2 separate regions of the Homo sapiens genome follow, and region 1 is linked to region 2. The links are chromatin contacts, found by Hi-C or POLR2A ChIA-PET in ENCODE. All regions are on one chromosome and are shown on one strand. The core of a region is the stretch at or near the end of the contact, and the rest is flanking DNA. Distances in the headings are between cores, read along the strand shown. Region 1 holds the start of NIBAN3 (niban apoptosis regulator 3). Region 2 holds the start of RASAL3 (RAS protein activator like 3).

Region 1 (2,700 bases), core at 137-2,636, 2.1 Mb before region 2:
GTTGCTCACCCCACATATGAGGACAGAGGGACCCGAATGGCACTGAATCTGGCACTGGCCCCTCTTAGTCTCAAATTGGGAACTGAGCCTCCATCCCCAGGGTCCTACCGAGGGGCCTGCTGGTCCCTGCCCGCTCAGGAAGACATCCCTCAGGGCCTGGCTGGGTCTGGGACACCCTCCACTTGGCCCTATGCCTCCCACCTGAACCCCTGCCCTAAATCAGGTCACTAGATTTACCAAATAAAAATAGAAGACACAGTCTTCTGGGCACAGTGGCTCACACCTGTAATCCCAGCACTTTGGGAGGCTGAGGTGAGCAGATCACCTGAGATCAGGAGTTCGAGACCAACCTGGCCAAAATGGTGAAACCCCATCTCTACTAAAAATACAAAAATTAGTCAGGCATGGTGGCACATGCTTGTAATCCCAGCTACTCGGGAGGCTGAAGCAGGAGAATAGCTTGAATCCTGGAGGCGGAGGTTGCAGTGAGCCAAGATTGCGCCACTGCACTCTAGCCTGGGCAACAGAGGGAGACTCCATCTCAAAAAACAAAACAAAACAAAACAAACAAAAAAAAAACCATAAAGGGGTAATTGGTTTTCAGCATAAGTGTGCACTATGCAAAATCTGGGATACACTTATACTAAAAATAAGATGCAGGCTGGACACAGTGGCTCCCGCCTGTAATCCCAGCACTTTGGGAGGTTGATGTGGGAGGATCGCTTGAGCTCAGGAGTTCAAGACCAGCCTGGGCAACATAGTGAGACCCTGTCGCTACGAAAACAAATAAAAAATTAGCCAGGTGTGGTGGTGCACGCCTGTGGTCCCAGCTATTCGGGCTGAGGCGGGAGGATCGCTTGAGCCCACAAGTTCAAAAGCAAACTGGCCAACATAGGGACACCCTGTCTCTATTAAAAAAAAAAACAACCAATGAAATAATTAGTTGGGCATGGTGGTACATGCATGTGGTCCCAGCTACTTGGGAGGTTAAGGCGGGAGAATTGCTTGAGCCCAGGAGGCCAAGGTTGCAGTGAGCCACGATCATACCACGGCACTCCAGCTTGGGCAACAGACAAGATCCTGTCTCAACAATAAAAAAAGATTCACTGCGTGAAATTTACATTAAGAAGGCATCCTGTGTGTTTTGACAGCCCTAGGTCTGAACCGAACCCCATCTGCTGCATGGAGCATGTGGACCCAATGGCTGGAGCCCCCACCCACCTGGACTCCCACCCTGTCCCCTCCCCGGCTGCTCACCCCTTAGGTGCTGCCGCTGCTGCTTGTCCAGAGGGCTCGAAGGCCGCCCACCCATGCTGCTGTCGTCTCCCGGGGCTCCTCTTCCCTTCCCCACGACCACCGCCTGCGTTCCTCGGCTCAGGGGCACCTGGATGGCGGGTGAGAGGCTTGGTCACAGTGGGTTCAGAGGCCCCGCCCCTGCCCCACCCCACGCTGCACCTGCGTCCTCCCCACTCCCCTGGGGCCCGTGTTGCCCAGAGCCAGTGGTTTCTGTAGAGGCTGCGGGGACAGCCCCGGGGTTAGGTTGTGGGGTGTGGGAGAAAGAAAATCATAGCTCGTCTTGGAGGAGGGTGGCAGGGCAGACATCTGGCAGGACCGGCCAGCAGTCGTTGTGTATGGGGGCTGGAACAGGGGGATGGGCAGGGATGCGGCATCTAGTTCCTGGTGCCACACCCCCCCACCAGCACTGTGCCTACCCTGTGCCCGGTGAGGCTGGACCCCAGAGAGGATACAGCCCTGGCCCAGCTCCTAGGAGTCCCCAGGCTGGGGAGACAGAGCTGGACAGGCACTCCCAGACTGTCCCTGAGGTCAGTGCTGGGGCAGGGGGGCAGATGCCAAGGTCTTAGAGGATGGGTGGCCTGGCAGGGGTGAGCAGAGAGACTTGGGGGCACTGAAGCTTCATCCTTGATTCCTTCTTCAGGCCCCCAACACTGTCCCTCCCACCAGTCCATCACCTGGACTCCATTTCTTTTTCCTTTTTTTTTTTTTAGAGACAGGGTCTTGCTCTGTTGCTCAGGCTGGAGTGCAGTGGCACGATCATGGCTCACTGCAGCCTGGAACTCCTGTGCTCAAGTGACCCTCTCACTTCAGCCTCCAGAGTAGCTGGGCCCACAGGCACACGCCACCACCATGCCTGGCTAATTTTTGTATTTTTTGTAGACACGGGGGGTCTTCCTATGTTGCCCAGGCTGGTCTCAAACTTCTGGACTCAAGTGATCCGCCCACCTCGGCCTCCCAAAATGTTAGGATTACAGGCATGAGCCACCACACCTGGCATATTTCACGTTTTAAGTGTCTCTTAAAGGTGTCCTTTTTTTTTTCTTTGGGACAGACTCTCGCACTGTCGCCCAGACTGGAGTGCAATGGCACTATCTTGGCTCACTGCAACCTCCACCTCCCGGGTTCAAGTGATTCTCCAGCCTCAGCCTCCCGAGTAGCTGGGATTACAGGCGCCCGCCACCACACCTGGCTAATTTTTTGTATTTTCAGTAGAGACGGGGTTTCATTATGTTGGCCAGGCTTGTCTCAAACTCCTGACCTCGTGATCCACCCTCCTTGACCTCCTAAAGTGTTCTTTTTTTTTTAAACGGTGTCTCACTCTGTTGCCCAGGCTGGAGTGCAGTGGCATGATCTTGGCTCACTGCCACCTTCGCCTCCTGGGTTCAAGCGATTTCTGGCTAATTT
Region 2 (2,881 bases), core at 343-2,842:
AAAATTGTTTTTAATAAGCCAGGTGTGGTGGCATGCAGCTGTAGTCCCAGCTACTCAGGAGGCTAAGGCGAGAGGATCTCTTGAGCCCAGGAGTTAGAGGTTACAGAGAGCTATGATGGCACCACTGCACTCCAGCCTGGATGACAGACCTCATCTACAAAAAATAATAATATTCATATTATGTATAATGTAATATTATTTATATTACTATGTAATATAAATATTATATTTTTATTTTATGAGATCTATATTATTTTTATAGACCTCATTTATAAATAATAATAATAATAAGGGCCGGGCACGGTGGCTTACGCCTATAATACCAGCACTTTGGGAGGCCAAGGCGGGCAGATCATTTCAGGTCAGGAGTTCAAGACCAGCCTGACCAACATGGTGAAACCCCGTCTCTACTAAAAATACAAAAAAATTAGGCAGGCATGGTGGTGAATACCTGTAGTCCCAGCTACTCAGGAGGCTGAGTAGGGAGAATCACTTGAATCCGGGAGGCAGAGATTGCAGTGAGCCAAGATCGTGCCACTGCACACCAGCCTGGGAGACAGAGCGAAACTCCTTCTCGATAAATAAATCAATTAATAATAATAAGAGTAATAATAAATCTTGCCATCTTCCAGAAGCCCCCCTTGTACCCTCTTCCCAGCCACCAGTGCCTCCAAAAGAAACTGATACCCTGCTTGTTAGACATGGTTTTGCCTGCTTTAGGACTTTATGTAAATGGAATCACAAAGTGTATACTCTTCATTGTTTTGGGGTTTTTAAATTTATTTATTATTGCTTTTTAGAGATGGGGTCTCCCGAGGGCAGGGAGGGGAAAAAGAAAAAAAAAAGTTAGATATGAGGTCTCCCTATGTCACCCAGACTGGAGTGCACTGCCTATTCACAGGCATGATCACAGCTCACTGCAGCCTCGAACTCCTGGCCTCAAGCGATCCTCCTCCCTCAGCCTCCTGAATAGCTCAGATTACTGGCATTTTATGGCTTTGGTTTTGGTTTTGGCTCAACATTGTTTGTGATTCACCCAAGTTAAATCATTCTTTAGTTTGTTCTCACTGCTGTATGATATTCTGCTGTGCGAAGAGATCACAATTTATTCCTTCTCCCACTAATGGGTACTTAGGCTGCTTCCAATGTGGGGCTATTATGCATTGTGCTGGGGGGGCATATCTATTGGACGTCTACCTAGCAATGGAATTGCTGAGTCAGAGAAGATCCAGCTAGTAGTGTTAGTAGATCCTGCCAAACCGTTTCCCAACATGAGTGAATGGGTCTACACTCCGGCCAACTGTGGATTAGAGTTCTAGGTGCTTTGTATTCTCGCCAGCATTTGTTCAGCCTGTACTCATTTTGCAGAGAAGGCAACGGAGGCTCAGAGAGAGGGGCAAGTGCTGCCTCCCCGTCAGGGAGGCAGTCTGGGTCCTTCTTGCTAGAAGCCTGGTAACCCACCTCCTCTCTTCTCCTCCCTCGAACCTCCAGCAACCTGCCCGCACTGTGCCCTCCCAGCCTGGCTGTGGGGTGGGGTGGGACAGAGAGGGTCACGTGGAGTTGGGTTCCGAGGGAGGAAGCCAGGCGGGGTGCAGACGGCTGCTGATTCTGGGGCTGGTCAGGAAACCAAGGTAAGGGAGGGAGTGGAGGTGGGGGCAGGGGGATTCCTGGAGGCAGAGCTGAGGGTGGGGAGGGGGCCGAGATGAGGGCAGTATGTGGACAGACACTGGGCACTACTGTCACTCTCTCGTCCCCCAGGAGACCCCCCCCCCCAACCATGGACCCACCGTCGCCAAGCCGGACCTCCCAAACCCAGCCCACAGCCACCTCTCCGCTGACTTCCTACCGCTGGCACACAGGGGGCGGTGGGGAGAAGGCGGCTGGAGGGTTCCGCTGGGGCCGCTTTGCTGGCTGGGGCAGGGCCCTGAGCCACCAGGAGCCCATGGTCAGCACCCAGCCAGCCCCTCGCTCGATATTCCGTCGGGTCCTATCTGCGCCTCCCAAGGAGTCACGGACCAGTCGCCTTCGACTCTCCAAGGCCCTCTGGGGGAGGCATAAGAACCCACCGCCGGAGCCAGACCCGGAGCCGGAGCAGGAGGCCCCAGGTACATGGTTCCCCCACCCTGAGCTTGGGCCGGGCTGGGAAGCCGGATGCTTGGGTTTTGTCTGCCTCCGGAGCATCAACCATACAGACACAGGAAGTTGTGGGGAGTGCAAAAGCCCAGCAGGAAGCCGCTGGGGCCCAGCTACCCTGTTCCCTCTTTCCCCCTAAAGAGGGTAGGAGGAGTTGCCGGGGTCCTGTGGGCAGAGGGTCCATCTGAGGAAGGAACAGTGAATGTAAACCCGTGATAGTATTGTCCAGAGGCTAAACGGCTCTTGGCCCCAACGGGTCTCTCCTTCAATGGCTCAGGCCCATCCTTTCCTACCTGGATATCCATCTTCAGCCTGCCTCCTACTCTCCTACCTTCTAGCTTCCGTGTCTTTGTTCTGAGCCCTTAAGCCTCAGCCTCTCCATCAGTTCAGTGAGAATAATGATCTCCATTTTGGAGAGTATATAATTTTATTTGCTCATATTCATTCATTTATTCAAGCAGAGGTTTGTTGAGCTTCTATTGTATGTGCCAGGCCCTGATTTAGGCACTGAGGACACACTAGTGAAAGAGACAGATGACCCTCCCTGCCCCATGGAGCTCACAGTGTAGTGGAATTGACAGGAAATCCATCAACAAGAAAATGACAGATGGGCCAGGCATGATGGCTCACACCTGTAATCCCAGCACTTTGGGAGGCCAAGGTGGGTGGATCACCTGAGCTCAGGAGTTCGAGACCAGCCTGGCCAACATGGCAAAACCCTGTTTCTACTAAAAATACAAAAAAAAAA

What was found. A loop is a pair of places that touch in the nucleus more often than their neighbours do. ChIA-PET counts read pairs that join two places held with the same protein, here RNA polymerase II (POLR2A). Pooled maps may share reads with other maps.
Region 1: a loop to region 2 is called in a map with no recorded cell type, with 14 times the contacts of the local background. The contact joins the promoter of NIBAN3 here to the promoter of RASAL3 in region 2. A Hi-C loop is called at or near these places in 2 of 37 single-sample maps with no recorded cell type and 2 of 50 pooled maps. POLR2A ChIA-PET finds 5 or more read pairs at or near these places in 1 of 52 experiments (T-cell).

The regions. Positions count from the first base shown.
Region 1 is chr19:17,525,953-17,528,652 of GRCh38, reverse strand. It overlaps NIBAN3 (niban apoptosis regulator 3), which reads right to left and starts at 1,386. Exons shown (of 15, transcript NM_001321827.2): 1 at 1,258-1,386. The coding sequence starts at 1,312. RefSeq lists a silencer at 1,425-1,534.
Region 2 is chr19:15,463,255-15,466,135 of GRCh38, reverse strand. It overlaps RASAL3 (RAS protein activator like 3), which reads left to right and starts at 1,592. Exons shown (of 18, transcript NM_022904.3): 1 at 1,592-1,631; 2 at 1,759-2,105. The coding sequence starts at 1,778. RefSeq lists enhancers at 1,249-1,358, 1,999-2,128, 2,229-2,368.